2 separate regions of the Homo sapiens genome follow, and region 2 is linked to region 1. A link is an interaction called in ENCODE POLR2A ChIA-PET data of the cell type or tissue named here. Cell type or tissue: Panc1. All regions are shown on one strand. Each heading gives the region's core, and the rest is flanking DNA. Links, peaks and the distances in the headings are about the cores only. Region 1 overlaps OSBPL10 (oxysterol binding protein like 10). Region 2 overlaps OSBPL10 (oxysterol binding protein like 10).

Evidence for each region. Peaks named below come from ENCODE experiments on the same cell type or tissue, not always from the same donor. Only the 100,000 strongest peaks of a DNase experiment are listed, where the experiment ranks them.
Region 2: POLR2A ChIA-PET joins it to region 1 with 10 read pairs; 8 of 35 experiments call an interaction of 5 or more read pairs at or near these places.

The regions. Positions count from the first base shown.
Region 1 is chr3:31,947,822-31,956,473 of GRCh38, reverse strand. All of the region lies in intron 1 of OSBPL10 (oxysterol binding protein like 10), which reads left to right. Among named protein-coding and RNA genes, the nearest start is that of OSBPL10, 29 kb to the left of the region's middle. RefSeq lists an enhancer at 3,915-3,964. In Panc1, for the core only: no CTCF peak of the experiment used is centred there; no DNase peak of the experiment used is centred there; H3K27ac peaks cover 1,646 bases.
Region 2 is chr3:31,891,151-31,900,454 of GRCh38, reverse strand. All of the region lies in intron 1 of OSBPL10 (oxysterol binding protein like 10), which reads left to right. Among named protein-coding and RNA genes, the nearest start is that of OSBPL10, 85 kb to the left of the region's middle. RefSeq lists an enhancer at 3,149-3,650. In Panc1, for the core only: no CTCF peak of the experiment used is centred there; no DNase peak of the experiment used is centred there; H3K27ac peaks cover 596 bases.

The DNA.
Region 1 (8,652 bases), core at 1-8,000:
ATGCTGGGATTACAGGGGTGAGCCACCATGCCCGGCCAAAAGGCCATCATTTTTATGTGCTCTGTTGTCCCTCTTACCTGGAACATTTGGAAAGCTTTGCTCAGTTTGCTTTTCTGGGAGACCCTGCACATACTGATATTAATAGAACCTGATGGACTGTAGGATGTCCCCTCAACTCTCCTTGTCCTCCTTTGCCCTCCCTCTAATGTGGAAAGTGGGACTCTCCTGTACTAAAGAGTTTTACTCTCTAGCAGGCATTTATATAGGCTCAAAATGTGGGAGGCAGGATCAGAGCCATTTAGAAGGGTTGCTGTTTAGGATATTAGTTACAAACAGTAGATTCCTTCTAAGCAGTCTAAGTAGCCAGGGATTTATTAGAGGGTTTTGCAGTGTTTCTGGGAGAACCAAGATCAATGCTACATGTTTAGGAACAACACAGCCTGTCTCTAACCAATTCCCATCTATAGCATGGATATAACCCACTTCTGCCTTAGGGCTGGTGACACTAGAGGCCAAACTTCATAACATCTGCTATAACTGCTCCAAGGAATCAAATACACTTGTCACCATCTGACCAGAAGTTCTGACCTTCTGGTTTGTGGCTACTGCCTCCTGTTGTTCCCCTCTCACTCTCAGATCTTGCATGAGTGTGTCTGCTTAGAAGAATCTAGCTGCAAGGGAGTCAGTGAAATGTAGCTTATAGTTTTCTAGCTTCTGTAGACTAGAAGCTGGGCTGGAAAGCTGCTAGATGGCACTGAATGAGCTGCTTTGCATTATTTGTTATTAAGAGCATGTGCATGGAGATGATGGCTAAATCCCTGGTGGGTAAATTCTCCTTGTGGCAAAAAGAAAAGAGGGAAGAGGATTGAGTGTAGGAGACCCCACAGGGCTTTTGGGAGAATGAAGCGACAGGGAGTCAGTGCAAGTGCCAATGCTGTTACCAAGAGGGTGGCTTCCTACTGCATGATAGGTGGCATTGCTGGGTAGCTGTGGCTGCAGTGCCATGCCTGAGCCTTTGGCACAGTCCTGACCTTTGCAAGAGGGAAGCAGTGTTGGGCTCATATGGTTCTTTTTCTATTGAGGTTGGTAGAGCTGGTTTCAAATTCTAGCCTCGGATAAGTTCCTGCACCATTCTGAGTTTCAGTTTGCTTATCTATAAAATGATGATATGCCTACCTTGCAGGGAAGTTGTGATGGTAAGACCAGATGGCATATGAGTGTCTAGCATATACCTCTGGTGTATAGTAGTGGTTCAACAAATTATTACTGTATTACTGTTATCTTCAATTTTGTCATCTTTCCTTTTTTCTTTTGTCTGAGCAGCTCACGCTGCATTAAACCCCAGTGGATGCCTGGATGCCAGTAGCTTCTATGATTTTTTCTTAGCAATTAGCTTACCTTATCCACCCATCTACCTTCTATGTGGCTAACTGCCCCCTCCCTCATTTTATTATGAAAAATTTCAAATATACAGAAATGTTGAAAGAATTGTACAGTAAACACACAAGTATCTACCACCTGGATTCTACAACTGACATTTTATTATACCTAGTTTTTTACATGTCTGTCCATCTGTCTCATCCATAGATCCATTTTATTTCTTTATACATTTCAGAGCAAACTGCTGACATTAGTATAGTCATAAATATTTTAGCATGCATGTCATTAACACATATCATTAACAATATTTGTTTTCAATTATTTCTCTTGATGTAAAATTTCACAATGAAATGCACAAATCCTAAGTGTACATTGCTAAGTTTTGACAACTGCATGCATTTTTACCCAACCTCTGTCAAGGCATAGAACATTACCATCTCCCCAGAAGCTTCTGTTGTGTCTCTTGCTCCTCCCCACTCCAGGCAACCACCATCCTTCCCCCTGCCCCCAATATAGATTGGTTTTTGCCTACTCTAGCATTTCATATAAATGGAATCACACAATATATACTTACTGTGTCTGGCTTCCTCTAGTCAGCATAACATTTTGGGATTCATTTATGTCGTTGTGTCTTATCAGTCGTGGATTCCTTTTTATTGCTGAGACGGCTAGCTTTAAAATTATGCCTGATTGCTGCAAGTAGAAAGAACCAGAAGCCCTCCTCATGGAACTTGGGATTGTTGCTTCTTTTTCCTTTCCAGCCTAGTGTTAGCAATGCACAAAGGCTCTTTGTAGAGGATTAGAGTTGAGGGGCTTAGAGGCCATTTAATTCAGTACCTCCTCCAGGCCTGTGGCATCTTGGCCAGGCAGCCATCTTTCTGACCCCTTTTTCTTCCCTCTTGGGACTGGTGTTAATGGGAATTCATGTGCAGAAGGAGCAAATGGGCCAATGCACGGGCACCTCACACATTTAATTGTTCTAGGGTTAAAGGATGAACCCAGACTTCTCTTAATGATTTTTGTTGTTGAGGATTTTGACATGCTTTGTGCATGCTAGAAATTATAGGACCAGTCAGCTGCAACAACTGGAGCTGGAAACAAGTTCCTATTTAGCTTTGATGTTAAGGAATCAACCACAGCACTGAAGCTGCTGAACTCTCTGATGGAAAAAGGCGTCATTCTGTTGCCTCTTGCCCCAGTTCCTTCTCTCCTCCTCTTTCATTTCTCTGTCTCTGTCTCTCTGTCACACACACTCCTCACATACACATAGAGCTTTTGAACATCTTCACGTATGGTGACTTGTCTGAAAGTTTAGCTGTCTCTTTTTTGAAGAAAATTGACATGATTGAGAGGGAGAAGGAAAAGGGTTAATGAAGAATGGCCATTGTGGCCAGGTGTGGTGGCTCACACTTGTCATTCCAGCACTTTGGGAGACTGAGGCTGGCAGATTGCTTGAGCCCAGGAGCTTGAGATCAGCCTGGGAAACATGGTAAAACCGTCTTTACAAAAAATACAAAAATTAGCCAGGTGTGGTGGCATGCATCTGTAGTCCCAGTTACTTAGGAGGCTGAGGTGGGAGGATTGCTTGAGCCCAGGAGGCTGAGGCTGCAGTGAGCTGTGATCAAGCCACTGCACTCCAGTCTAGACCCTGTCCTCAACAGCAACAACAACAACAACAGAATCACTTCTGCTTGGTAAGGGGGAAGCAGTGCCCACTCTTTGTGTGTGTGGGGGTATTAAATAATATAATGTGTGGCAACTGAGTGTTGGACACAGCAAGGCTCTGCAGATGTTATTTCCTGCCTTGCTTCTGTCCCGTGGAGAGGTTCTGAAACCTTTCTGCATATTAAAAGTATCTGAGGACCGGGCGCGCTGGCTCACGCCTGTAATCTCAGCACTTTGGGAGGTTGAGGTGGATGGATCACGAGGTCAGGAGTTCAAGACCAGCCTGGCCAAGATGGTGAGACCCCCGTCTCTACTAAAAATACAAAAAAATTAGCCAGGCATGGTGGTGGGCGCCTGTAATCCCAGCTACTCAGGAGGCTGAGGCGGAGCATTGCTTGAACCCTGGAGGCGGAGGTTGCAGTGAGCCGAGATTGCACCATTGCACTCCAGCCTGGGCTACAGAATGAGACTCCGTCTCAAAAAAAAAAAAAAAAAAAAAGTAGGAAGATTTTACAAAAATTTCATCACCAGATCCCATCCTGGACCAGTTGAACCAGAATATAGGACCCTTCCCCGACAGCCACAGTTTAAAGTCACTGATTAGTACCTGAGAGAATCATCTTCACACATATTATCACCACTAATTCTAATAACCACACAAGGCGGGCAGGTTTTAGTAATATTTAATATTTAGTAATATCAGAGCCAACTGATGTTGGGGGGACATTCTAACACAGGTCAGTCTGATTCCAAGTGCCACATCCTTCCTACTATTCTGTGTTCCCTCTGATCCTTTCGTGTGAATGGATTTTACATAGTAGTATGATCATCCCTTCATTCAGTTGTTGATTCCTTCTCATTGCTCCCCATGCTGTGCCTGAAGGTACAGTGGGGACTATTGTAGATGGGTTCCTGCCCCAAGTTGCTGGTGGGCTAGGAAGAAGATGCACAGCAGTGGTTGAACTGCAGCATGCAAAGTGCTCTCACGGAGCGTGACGAGGGATACGCCTGGATGTAGGGTGGGGAACTCTTTTGGAGGAAGTGCCACCTGGTTAAGATCTAGGGTGAGAGAGGAAACATGACTCTTGAAGGGAAGTGAAAGAAGCTCAGAAGGTGAAAACAAGAAAAGAACCTGGACAAACAGATGAATTTATCACTTGAATAGTTTTGCCTCACTGAAGAAAACATATTTCTTAATCCACCTAATGTGTACTAAGGCATGGCTTTCCACTTTGCACCAGGATTCTTTATTTGCATTTGCAAAATAAAACAAAATGCTTTATCGTAGGTTTTCTATAAATTCCAAATTTCATTGAATTTAAGAGTCTTTTGTTTAATATGACTATATGTTAACATGTAAATAAGTTTGTCTTTAGAGCTAACAAATCCTAATAAACAATACTCATTTCCCACCACTCATGGAAGGCACAGATTATAGTAGGAGTTCTGTAAGAGTTGCACACTAATGGAGTTTTAGGCAGGGATTCTTGAATCTTGTGAATTATATCTAATTTTTTTCTTCGCTGGTGGAAATCTTAAGAGTATAGCACGGTGTTAAAGCATGGGTTTTAAAGTTAATGAAAAGCTTAGTTTGTCACTTTCACTTAACTGGATGTGTAAAGTTATCCTACCTTTTTAACTCTCAGTTTCTTCATCAGTAAAATGGGAATAATAATAAATACTCCATATAATTTAAATATATAATTATATAGTTTAAATTAACATTTATATATTAGTTTCTATTTTTATAATTGTATACAATCATAGAATAAATGATCTAAATAGCTTTTTTCTAATATTTGAAAAATATAATTGATTTATATTAAAGAATATATGCAATCATATATGTAACAGAGCATAAGAAAATGAACAGGCATGAGCTCACCATTCACTCTAGGAAGGATAATATAACCACTAGTAGCTCATCTGCCCAAGTATTCTTCTTCAACTCAATCCTTTCCTCCCCTCTTTTAGGTAACCACTAACTCTTGAGTTTCAAGTTCATCATTCCTTCACCTTTGTATAATATAAAGTATTTTTATAATAGATATTTTACAAAAATAATGTGTGTTATCTCTCTGTATTATTTAGTTTTGTTTCTCAGTTTTATATTTTTAAAAGGATGTTGTATATAGTTTTCTGCAAGTCTTTTTTTTTTCCCGTTTTGTTTCCAAAATTGATTCCCGTTATTGTGTCTAACTTCAGTGCATTTCTTTTCAATGCTGTATAACATTCTTTGTGTGACTATGTCACAAATTTTTTATCCTGGTGATGGGTATTTAGGTTGTTCACCATTTCTTCCTCTGTGAACGGTGTTACTGCTGTGTGTAAGTTAGTATGTATCTCCCAGTACACACACGCAAGAATTTCCTTGTGATGTTGATGTAGAAGTTGAATTGTTGGTGTGTTAGTCCGTTTTGCATTGCTATAAAGGAATATCTGAGACTGGGTAATTTATAAAGAAAAGAGGTTTATTTGGCTCATGGTTGTGAAGACTGTACAGGCATGGCACCAGCATCTTGGCTTCTGGTGAGGCTTCAGGGAACTTTTACTCAAGATGGAAAGTGGAGGGAGCAGGCATGTCACATGGCGAGAGGGAGCAAGAGAGAGAGGAGGAGATGCTAGGCTCCTTTAAACAACCAGCTCTAACAGAGCTAACTGGTAAACTAACAGAACTAACAGAGTGAGAACTCACTTATTACCATAGGGAGGGCACCAAGCCATTTGTGAGGGATCTGCCCCCATGACCCAAGTGCCTCCCCTTAGGCTCCACCTCCAACATTGGGGATCACATTTCAGCCTGAGATTTGGAGAGGTCAGATATCCAAACTATATCCACTGGGCTTCAGGGTATTTGGATGTTCCATTTTATAAGATGATGTTAAGTTGTTTTCTAAAGTGGATGTGCCAGTTTAATGCCATCCAGTAGGGTATAAGCATTTGCATTGTTCTGCACCTTTTCTAGTTTTTGATATAGTAAGAATTCTTAATTTTGCCAAGCCAGTAGGTATACATGATATCTCATTGGTATCTTAATTTGTGTATCTCTGATTATCAGAAAGACAGCAGCTCTTCATGTGCTTAAGGGTCATTCTTTCTTCCTCTTTTATGAAATTCCAGCTTGGGTCTTTTGCTCAGTTATTTATTAGGTTGTCTTTTTTGCATTGGTTTGTAGGAGTGCTTTATATATTCTGCATACTTATCCTTTGTTGGATCTATGTTGCAAATATCTCCTTTTAGTTCATAGCTTGGCTTTTTACTTTATTTGTGATGCTTTTGAAAAACAAGTTCTTACTTCTTTTCCATATTCTCTTAATTATGCTGCCCACTGCTCAGTTTACTGGCAGAAACAGTCATCCCTCCTGACAGGCCCTTTTCGGATACCCTGGAAGCTAATACAAGCCTACATAAGTAGGATTTCCACCGAGACCTACTTTAAAAAATTTTTGCCAACTCTCAGATTGCTACTTCAACCCACTGCATAACTGACAACTAAAATTTTTCATTGAGAGCAGCTTCTAGCTCTGATCCAAACCAAGTCAGTCCATAGGTGGGACCTCAGGTCAGGAGGTTCTTAATGTGGTAGAATATGAGTATTTTCTTTTCTAGTTAACTAAAGAGATATTCTCTTATATTTTCTGCTGAAAGTTTCAGAAGTTACCTCTCTCAATTAAGGCTTTAATCTGTCTGGACTTGTGTCTGTTCTGTGAGGTAGGAACCCAGTATCCTTTTTTTTTTTTTTTTTTTTTTTTTTTTTTTTTGAGACAGAGTCTTGCTCTGTTGCCCAGGCTGGAGTGCAGTGAGGTGATCTCAGCTCACTGCAAGCTCCACCTCCCGGGTTCACGTGATTCTCCTGCCTCAGCCTCCCAAGTAGCTGGGACTACAGGTGCCTGCCACCAAGCCCAGCTAATTTTTTGTATTTTTAGTAGAGACCGAGTTTCACCGTGTTAGCCAGGATGGTCTTGATCTCCTGACCTCGTGATCTGCCCGCCTCAGCCTCCCAAAGTGCTGGGATTACAGGCGTGAGCCACCGTGCCCAGCCGGAACCCAGTATCCTTTTATATTTCTTGTACTGCACAATTGTTCCATGAGAATGGAGAAGGATGTATGCATCCAACTACTTGCACAGTTTTAGGCACATGGAAGGTACTCTGAAAAGGTTAGCTGTTGCTATTTTAACTTGTCTCCTGTTTTTTCAGTTGATTGGTTCAATCCTTCCTGAAATAATATGTGTGTGCGTTTTAGGAATGACAATTGAGGCAGATTTGCATTGGGCTAAGAAACCAACCTAAAACTCCTCTTTCCCCAACTTCCCCTTAGTATTGTTAGAAGCTTGATCTGTAAGTTTAATCACAGAGTAAATAATAAATAATGAGTTAATTGATTTGACCATTTATTTCCTTTGGACTTGGCTGGTAATTAAGGAATTTCTCTGGCACCTTACCAAACACCTGCTCCCTTTTCTCTGAATAATCAAATAGTCTTTTATTACAAAGTTAATTTCGCTACTCTGGAATTTACTTATTTGGCCCTGCATTACCATAGAGGTACTCTCTAACTCCATCATGGATGGTGGGGGCTCCAGCCATGATTCTGAAGTTCTCCTTAAGTCAATTCCTTCTTGAATGTCTTGGTCCAGATTGTACACACTGTACAGAAAACTTGATTTGGGGGCCTTTTCCAATTTCTTAGCTATGCTTTAGTGGAAAGGAAAGGCAAAGAAATACTTCTTGGAAAATTAAAACTGCTTAGCAACACTCCTGGGGTGCATTGAATGCACACGATGAAATCTGGAAAGTAAAACGTGAAACTTTATAAAGTCAGCATAAAAAGCACCATAAAAATTGGAGGAAAGTTGTTAGTTATATGACGGAGGATGACTGCCCGTTTATTGCTCGAGTGTGGTCGTGGAGATTCACTCTGAGGCTAAAGTGCTCTTAGGCAGAAGGTAGGTGGAACTGCAGGCTGCTGCTTGCAATAGGGAACAATAAACCCAGTTACTTGGGAGGTAAGCCTTCAGTCTGGGTTGTAAAATTATACTCCATGCTCAAGGCTTTTCAGAGGTGCTCAACCACCTTGTACAGATGAGTTTTTTAACTTCCTGGATGGTTTCCAGAGAGATGGAAAGATGAAAAGACTCATAATGATGAATGGCCCTTCCCTCTTTCCCTGCATGTATATTGTTCTGCTGGACTTCTAGAATGGACTCTGTCCATTGTGGATGTTGCTGGTGCCCTGCACAGATCCCCTTTACTGGGTCAGGGCACCCAGCCCTTGACTAATTGAGGGAGTTAGCTGCTAATACTTCATGCCTGTACCTTTCACTGGAAGATTCTGCCCTGCAGGGGAGGAACCCTCTAGCCTGGAGGTGACTGGGAGGTAACCTGCATCCTCCACTCTGGTGTGACCTTGTACCCAGTGACTGACATCACTTAGTGAAGTCAACGATTGGGAGTATCAAACCCAATCCCCTGCTTCCTGGCAGCACAAACTTTGTACAGTTTACTTCAGAGCTTTTTGTGGGATCAGACGGAGGCTGGGCTTATCTCAACTCCTATGCAGTTTCCCTCACCTTCTTCCAGTTTCTCCGGATCCTGAGAGCACTTC
Region 2 (9,304 bases), core at 725-8,724, 57 kb after region 1:
AGTGAGAAATTAGTCATAGTGGGCACAGCCAAGGGACCAAGGGTTGGAGCTTTTATCAGGAACAGGGCTGCAGAACAAGAAGGGGCAATGATATGGTAAATGGTTTGTTTTTTAAAAGTTTCATTCTCGGCTGGGTGCGGTGGCAGCACTTTGGGAGGCCAAGGTGAGTGGATCTCTTGAGCTGAGGAGTTCGAGACCAGCCTGGGCAACATGTTGAAACCCCATCTCTACAAATGAAAAACAAAAAAACAAAACCCACAAAAATTAGCCTGGCATGGTGGCGTGTGCCTGTAGTCCCAGCTACTGGGGAAGTTGAGGTGAGGATCACTTGAGCCTGGGAAGTCAAGGCTGCAGTGAGCCTTGATCTCACCACTGCACCCCAGCCTGGGTGACAGAGCCAGACCCTGTCTTAAAAAAAAAAAAAAAAAAGTTTTATTTTCTAACCATGTTTGTAAATAAATATGCAGTTTTAAAAACAGCTTAATCTTCTGCAAAGTTGGTTTCATAAAAGTAAAAACAGCTTAATCCAGTATATTACTAAGGTGCTTTTAATTGTAGTTATTTTCTGTAGAATATTTTCTATGCTGGGACCACAGGTGTGTGCCATCATACTCAGCTAATTAAAAAAATTTTTTTTGTAGAGGTGGGGTCTCACTCTGTTGCCCAAGCTGGTCTTAAACTCCTGACTTTAAGCAATTCTCCTGCCTCAGCCTTTCAAAGTGCTGGGATTATTGGCATGAACCACTGCACCTGGCTGAATTTTTCTTTCTTTCTTTTCTCTTTATTTTTTAAAGAGATAGGCTCTCCTATTTGCCCAGGCTGGTCTCAAGCTCCTGGGTTCCAGTGGTTCTCTCACCTCGGCCTCTCAAAGTGCTGAGATTACATGCATGGTGTTCAGATTTTTTAAAACATCTGTTTAATTTGCAGTATCTGTTGTTTAACTGGCAAGTTTAATTCATTTATATCATTTGTGATTAATACGTTTGGACATGTTTGTGCCATTGTAACCACTGATTTTTATCTGTCCAGCTTTTTCTATGTTTCTTCTTTCCACCCCACCCCATCTTGTATTTTTGGAGGATATATTGCATTTTTATTCTTTTGTTTATATTCTATTTTTTTCTTCTTACTCTTTTGGAATTTATGCACTATATTTTCTATTGGTTTCCCTTGAAACTTTACCATCCATATTAAGCTTTAAAAGGTTTGAAGTTGGCTGATGTGGTGGCTTACGCCTGTAATCCTAGCACTTTGGGAGGCCGAGATGGGCGGATTGCCTGAGCTCAGGAGTTCGAGAGCAGCCTGGGCAACACGGTGAAACCCCGTCTCTACTAAAATACAAAAATTAGCTGGGCATGGTGGGTGCGCCTATAGTCCCAGCTACTTGATAGGCTGAGGCAGGGAGGCAGAGGTTGCAGTGAGCCAAGATCATGCCACTGCACTGCAGCCTGGGTGACAGACCGAGACTCTGTCTCAAAAAAAAAAAAAAAAAAAAAAAAAAAAGGTTTAAAGTTAACTGTCTTAAACTTTCTCCCAAACCCAGTTGAATATTTTAATTTTAATGATACCCTCCTATGTCAAACTTTAGTTCTGTCCTTAAAAAGAATCCATAAGTTAAACATCTTTATTATTTTATGTAGACTTATATTGTTTAGATTTGCCTTTGTTTACCATTTTATTTATTCATCATTTCTTTTTGCAAACAAGACTTCTTTGTGGGATTATTTTTATTATCCCAAAGAACCTTAAAAGCTCCTTAAATGCAGGTCCCTTAGTGGTAAATTATGTTTCCGTATATCTGTATATCTGTTTTGTATATTTGTAAAGATATTTATTTCATTCTTATTCTTTTTTTTTAGATTTTTTTTTTTTTTAAGAGACAGGGTCTTGCTATGTTGCCCAGGCTGGTCTCGAACTCCTGGGCTCAAATGATCCTCCTGCCTTGGCCTCCCAAAGTGCTGGGATTACAGGCATGAGCCACCATGTGTGGCCAGCAGTTTCTAATGCTTACCCATCCTGAGAGTGTTTTTAAAAAATATTTTCAATGGACAAATCACAGTTGTATACATTTATAGGGTGTAATGTGATGTTTTGATACATGTATACAATGTGGAGTGGTTAAATCAAGCTAATTAACATATCTCTCACCTCACTTATCTTTTTTTGTGGTGAGGCATTTGAAATTTACTCCTAGCTATTTTAAAATATATAATGGATTATTACTAACTATAGTCACCCTGCTATGCGATAGATCTCAAAAACTTATTCCTCCTGTCTAACTAAAACTTTGTATCTGTTGACCAATGTATCTATATTTCCTACACACTTAAAATGTCAACAAGATCTTCCCAGACTAAAGATTCCAATATTTTTTCCTTTACATTTTGAAAATATCATTCCTTTCTCTTCTTCTTCTGTTTTTTTTTTTTTTTTTTTTTTTTTTTTTTTGACAGAGTTCTCGCTGTGTCACCCAAGCTGGGGTGCAGTGGCATGATCTCGGCTCACTGCAACCTCCTCCTACCAGGTTCAAGCAATTCTCCTGCCTCAGCCTCCCTAGTAGCTGGGACTACAGGCGCCTGCCACCACGCCCAGCTAATTTTTGTATTTTTAGTAGAGATGGGGTTTCACCATATTGGCCAGGCTGGTCTCGAACTCCTGACCTTGTGATCTGCCCACCTCAGCCTCCCAAAGTGCTGGGATTACAGGCGTGAGCCACTGTGCCTGGCCTCGTTTCTCTTCTTATACATCCAGTGCTGATATTAAAAACTCTAATGTCAACCTGATGTTTGTTTCTCTAAAGGTTTTCTGCCTTTTTTCTCTGGTAGCTTTTAGATTTTTCTTTCTTTGATTTTAAATTTTACTATAATGAATCTACATGTGGCTTTTTCTCATCTAACCTGTTTGGCACTAAGTGAGATCTTTCAATCTGAAATGTCGTATCTTTCTTTAATTGTGGTGAATACTTGGTCCTTGTTTCTTTAGATATTTTCGCTTCTTTTCATTCCTTGTTCGTTCTGTGGAACCGCTGTGGAAGGATGTTAACACTTCTGTTTTATCACATTTTCTTTTCATTTTAAAAATCCAGTCCTGATGCCTTCTGAGAGAGTGCCTTGATTAATCTTCCAGCTCACCAGTTCGTTTTTCCACCACACTCTGCTCTTCTACCAGTCCTGTGAGTGCCCTTAGCAAAGCTCTTCTTTTTCAAACCCCATATTTTCAATCAGTGGTTTCTAACTGCTCGTTTCTACTTGCATTTCCAGTAGCCTCCGCTGGTTTGCTGAGGCTAACTATGGTATTTGTTTTGTTTTAAGTTTTAGTTCTTTGTTTTCTATTAGGTCTGCTTCTTCTGTCTAAGTCATTCCATTCTTTTTTCTTCCTTTTATAGTGTAGATGTTTCTCTGATTTCTGGTTCTTTCTGCCTCTGGCATGGACCTTTTAGTGCTTTGTGATGCTTAGCTGTCTTGCCTAAGTTTTCTACCAGGGGGTGAATGACAGTAGCTCAGGCACTACCTGTCCTCCCTAGATGAGATGACGTGGCGAGAGAAGGTGCCCTTTGGACTGAAGTGTAACCAGGGACCCTTAACTCCCTGCCTTTCCTCCCCTCCCTCCAAGGACTGGCCCTAGGCTTTGCTAACTCTGCCTCCTGTGGCCTGTGGAAAGGTGCTGAGTAGGGAAGAGGCATAGGCAGGAGCTGGCTGGCCCACCATTCTTCTTCCCAGAGGTGACCCCCTCTAAGGCAGGCACTGCCCTGATTTCACAGCAGCCCTTCCAGCTGGTGCTTCTGCTTATCTGCCCATGACAATGATGTGGATGGCCCAGCTAGAGGAGCCTCCTTGAATCTGCCTCTGCTCTGTGGCCCTTAATGTCCGATTGTCCTGGACTGTCCCTGCAATCGGGAACCACTTCTGCTCTGCACGGCTCTCTGCTCTTCAGCTCCCTTTATTTTGTGTGGCGTCTCCACAACTGGATTCCAAGGAGGGAGCTGGAGATGGGCACGTTCTCCACATTGTCCAGAGTTGGAAGCAGTGATCCAAAATTCATAGATTTGTCAAGAAACTGTACCATCCTTTGCAGAAAATAAATGTCATTTTTTATTTGATTAGATTCTGTGGAATATGGATCTAAGCACCTGGAACATTTGATCCCCCTAAGGGATATAATCTTACACAGTCTTTTGAGGAGTAATTATTGTTTTTCTGTGAAGTCTGAAAAGTGATGCAATAACTCTTTCCTCTACAAAGTGTGATGGTTTTAGTGTGATGGCAACACGTGAATTTCTGAAGGATTCTGTATTTTGAAAGCTTTATTATCAATGGTGAATGTTTCATTCATACAACTGTCATACAATTCTTGGAGTTGAGTTTCTTGGAATTAATGTGGCATTGTTTTTAATTATCATAAATTAAGACATGTAGAATATACTAGGCATAATTTCTAGTACTGTGTGTGTGTATAGGTGTGTGCATTGAGGATATAGCAGCAGTGTTGAACTATTCTCAGCAATTACTGAGTGCATTGCTGAAACAGGGAATTAGATTTCACCTTCCTTTAATATGGTGATGTATTTCCCATCCTTGCTATTTCTCCTGGGTTTTGATTATGCTTCCCACAAATAACTGTAGAATTTATATAGTTTGTTGCTCTTGCCCATTCATGTAAATTTTTAGACAACATATCTGTACGTTTCTTGAAGGCAGGAACACTGAGTCACTTACCAGTGTATCCTCAGTTACTAAATATTTGTGGGAGCAGTAAGCATTATAATCCCCTGTTTTAAAGATGTTCACATTGGCACAGGAAGAGTCAAACAGCTTGGATTATCAGTTAGGAATTGTGTTCAGCTGTGAGTAATGGAGTTACATAAAGTTGGAGTCCATCACAGATTCTCCACGTTGACTGCAATTGTAACCACCTGAGGAGCTTTAAAAAACTACCACTGCCTGAGTTTCATCCCCAGAGATTCTGAGTTAATTGGTCCAAGTGTATGTGGGGGATTGGGATTGTTTAAAAAAAGTCTGGGCTGGGTGCGGTGGCTCATGTCTGTAATCCCAGCACTTTGGGAGGCTGAGGCGGGCAGATCATGAGGTCAGGAGATCAAGACCATCCTGGCTAACATGGTGAAACCCCCATCTCTACTAAAAATACAAAAAAAAAAATTAGCCGGGCGTGGTGACGGGTGCCTGTAATCCCAGCTACTCGGGAGGCTGAGGTAGGAGAATGGCGTCAACCCGGGAGACAGCTAGCAGTGAACCGAGATCACACCACTGCACTCCAGCCTGGGCGACAGAGTGAGACTCCGTCTAAAAAAAAAAAAAAAAAAGGCCGCAGAGAATTCTAATATGCAGCATTTATGTTCTGTCACATAAAAGCAGTTTGGAGGTAGCTTTTCCGGGTTGGTTTGGGGATTCCACAGAAATCAGAGACCCATGCTCCTTCCAGCTTTCTGCTTCACCATCCCTAGAGTGTGGCATGGAATTTCAGCCATTGCATTCATCTTCTAAAAAGCAAGTGGAGGAGGGAGGGAAGGTAATACGACAGCATTTTTCCTCATTAGTTAGAACTTAGTCAATTGATCACATCTAAGTGAAAGGAAGGCTGGGAAAGATATTCCGGCATAGCATGTTGTGTCCGACTAAAAACTAGCGTTCTCTTGAGAGAGAAGGGAAATAGGTATTTAGTGGGTAGTAGTCTGTCTCTGCCACACCTGGTTTCAGACCGCTAATCAATCAGTGGCAGAGCTGAAATTCAGATCCTGGCTTCAACCCAATAATGTTTCCACTCCTCCCAGTAAAAATGGAATGAGGATGTTGGAAAATAGCTGGTGGATTTAGGCAATACGTGTTTGGAAGAGAAGTTCTTTTCCTTTCTCTTGGGCTTGCTGCATCAACAACAACAAAACAAAAACGGATTTGCTTGACAATAAATTAGGGCCATGGGAATCCATGAATCTAGAAATAAACAGATGAGTGTATGGTCACAAATAGGATGTTTCAGTTCTTACTGACACTTTGTCAGCATTTGACATGGTCACTCTGTCCTTTCTGTGCTTCTGGTTTTCCTCTCTGCCTTGTTTTCTCTGTTCTTTTCCCTGTTTAATGTTAGAATTCCTCAAGTCTTGGTCCCAGGCCCGTTCCTTCCTGCCTCCCCTTGTCCTCCTTGTTCCTCTTTCTGGGCAATCTCATCTATGCCTGTGGCCTCAATTTCTACTTATTTGCAGATGATTTGCAAATTCACATCTCCAACTCCGACCGCTCCTGGGCTCCAGATTCATCCATCCAACGGCTAAGTGACATTTCTTGGAGTAAGGTATTTCAAATGCAGCATTCCCAAAACTGAATTCCTGCCTCATCAAATCTTGTCAACTGAAACTCTGCCATCACCACCTTGGTCTAGGCTATTGCCAGGATCACTGTAGATATCACTTGTATTAAGGTATAATTTAAACATTATAAAATTCACTCATTGTAAGTATACAATTGAGTTACTTTTAGTAAATTTATATAGTTTTGTAACTATCACCACAATTCAGTTTGAGAATATTTCTAACACCAACATTTTTTTAAAAAAATAAAATAATCCCTGTAAGCAGTTTGCAGCTAATCCTGCTCCCACCCTTAGCCCCAGACAACCACTTATCTTTTTGTCTCTCTGTTTCCCTTTGCTGGACGTTTTATATAAATAGAATGATACAATTTGTAGTGTTTTTCATCTGGCTCCTTTAGCATAATGTTTTTGAGGTTCATCCATGTTGTACTTTTATTGCTGAATAGTATGCCATGGGATGGATATGCCACATTTTCTTTATCCATTCACCAGTTAACATTTAAATTATTTCCAGTTTCTGGCTACTATGAATAATACTGCTTTAACATTCGCATGTAAGTCTTTGGTGTAGACATTTGTTTTAATTTCTGTTTAGTAGATTCTTAGGAGTGAAACTGATGTGTTGTAGGTTAAGTTTATTTTCACAAGCAGATGTTCTATTTCACATTCCTACCAAGAGTGTGGAAAGGTTCCAGTTTCTCCATATCCTTACCATTTGTCATTGTCTTTTTAATTATAGCTGTTCTAGTGGGTGTGAACTGGAATCTCATTGTGGTTTTAATTTGCATTTTTCTAAAGACTAATCATGTGCATCTTTTCATGTATTTATTAACCATTCATGTATCTTCTTTGGTGAAATGTCTTCTTTGGTGAAATGAAATATTTTGCATTTCTTGAATGGGTTGCTTCTCTTAGTTTTGAGGTGTAAGGGTTCTTTGTATATTTTGCATGTATATACTTGGTATTTAGTCAAAGATTGGCCAGAGATTGTGCTTTAGCCAGAAAGGCTTTGACTCTGCCCCTCTATCTGCTTGTTAGGAGGGAGCACATTAACATTTCAGGCTGTTTCCGTGTCCTTCCTGGCTCTTACTTTTTATCGCTCTTCCCTGTGCCTGAGCATAGGCTCTGTTGACCAAGGATGTATGGGTGCCGTGGGCCTGCTCTGGTCTCTGCTGCAGTTGTGCTCAACCACCGGTTAACAGATACATGAAAAGTTTAGCCCCATGGTTTTCTCACCTCCTGAAATTCCCAATTAAATCCCTGGCTAGTCTGCTGGTCCGTGGCTTGCTCCAAACTGGGCAGCAACCTCAGGCCAGTGGAGCCCCTGGTCTTCCCACTGCATCTGCCTGCAATTGCCACTTTACCTGATGATGATCCGAATCATGTGAGCAATTGCCCTCACCCTCGCCCTCTCCCTCTCCCTCAGGCAGCAGAACCCTGCTGCCCCAGTCGAACTACCGGTCAGCATTGCTAGGAGGAGGCTGGGGACAGCCCAGGCATGATCCCCAAGCTCTGCTTGTTCTTATCAAAGTTTGGTCAGTTTCTACTGTTCTGAAATGGTTGCTTTTGACAGTTTTGTCCAGTTTTATAGTTGACTTTTTTGGGGAGAGAATGTGTTAGTCTCCCCAGTCGTCACGTTGAGAGAAAGCGAGTCTCTGCAGCCGCCTTTCTGCTCCCTCTGCTCCCACCTGGCTTCTTTCCTGGCCTTTCCCTACTTTGGAGCTAGAATTCTCTTTCTACAAAGTAGTTCTGGTTCTGTCCCTGCCGCTGGTTGATGTTAGGATAAAGTCCCGCCACGCCTTGTAGGCGCAGCATGGTTTGCATTGCCTACGTCTTTAGCCCCATCTGATAACACACATTCTTTCCTTCTCTTTGCTCCAAACACACTGGTTTTTCTCCATTCCCTCTCCCCACTCCGTCCTCAGGGCCATACACGTGCTCCTTCCTCTGCTTGGAACTCTCTCCTCTCCTCTTCCCCGAGTCCATTTCTTCACACCTCAGATCTCAGTTCCTCCGTCTCCAGACAGGCCCTAGTAAGTCAAATTCTACTAATTGACTCACTTCTATTACAACACACAATCACAGCCAGAGTTTGGCACTCATTTTAGTGAATATTTTATTCTCTGCTTCCCTCCCCCGTTAGAATAGGGGCTTTGTCACCCATACCACATGTATCCTTAGCACAATACCTGGCTCATAGCAGATAGTAAAAATTTTTCCGAAAACAAATGAGTGAATTCTTACAAATAAAACTTAGTTTGGGGACTTGGAGCTACCCTCTTCAAAACATTGTTGAGCTTTTATATGGATTCTCTTCTCTTTAACCATTACCTGAATAAACTTATCCAGAGTGCTTTATTCATATCACAGAACCTATGTACAGTTGACCACACTGACAGCTGAGTGTGAGCCCCTGCCAAATAATATTTCCGTGGCACTGGCACCCCCCAAAAATGGCAAACACAAGCTCTCAAGTTCTGTCTTGTTGGCATTGTAGTAAACTGCTGATACAATGCAATATGAGCATCAGCATCAGATCTGATTTACTGTCTGCATTTAGGAATGTGATATGAACATTTGGAAATTCTTGTTTTATAAGCAGGCAGACCTTTGGGCACAGAGACGGTGGGATGGACTGCAAGAGCGAATTAGCCAGCTTTTTGTTTTTGCAAATGTGGAAATCAAGTCTTAGAGTGGATAAAGAACTTGCCCGAGGTCACAAAAATGAAAACAAGTGGTTCCCAAAGTGTGGTCCTACCAGCAGCATCAGCATCACCTGGGAACTTGTTAGAAATCAAATTCTCCTGCTCCACCCAGACCTCCTGAATCATAAGCTCTGGGGGAGGGGCCCAGGAAGCTGTGTTTTAACCAACTTCCAGGTGATTCTGATGTGGGCAAAGTCTGAAAACCCCTGGCCTAGGGCATAATTAGGTCTCTGACTGCCGAATCACACTACCTTCCTCTATGCTTTGTTGCCCCT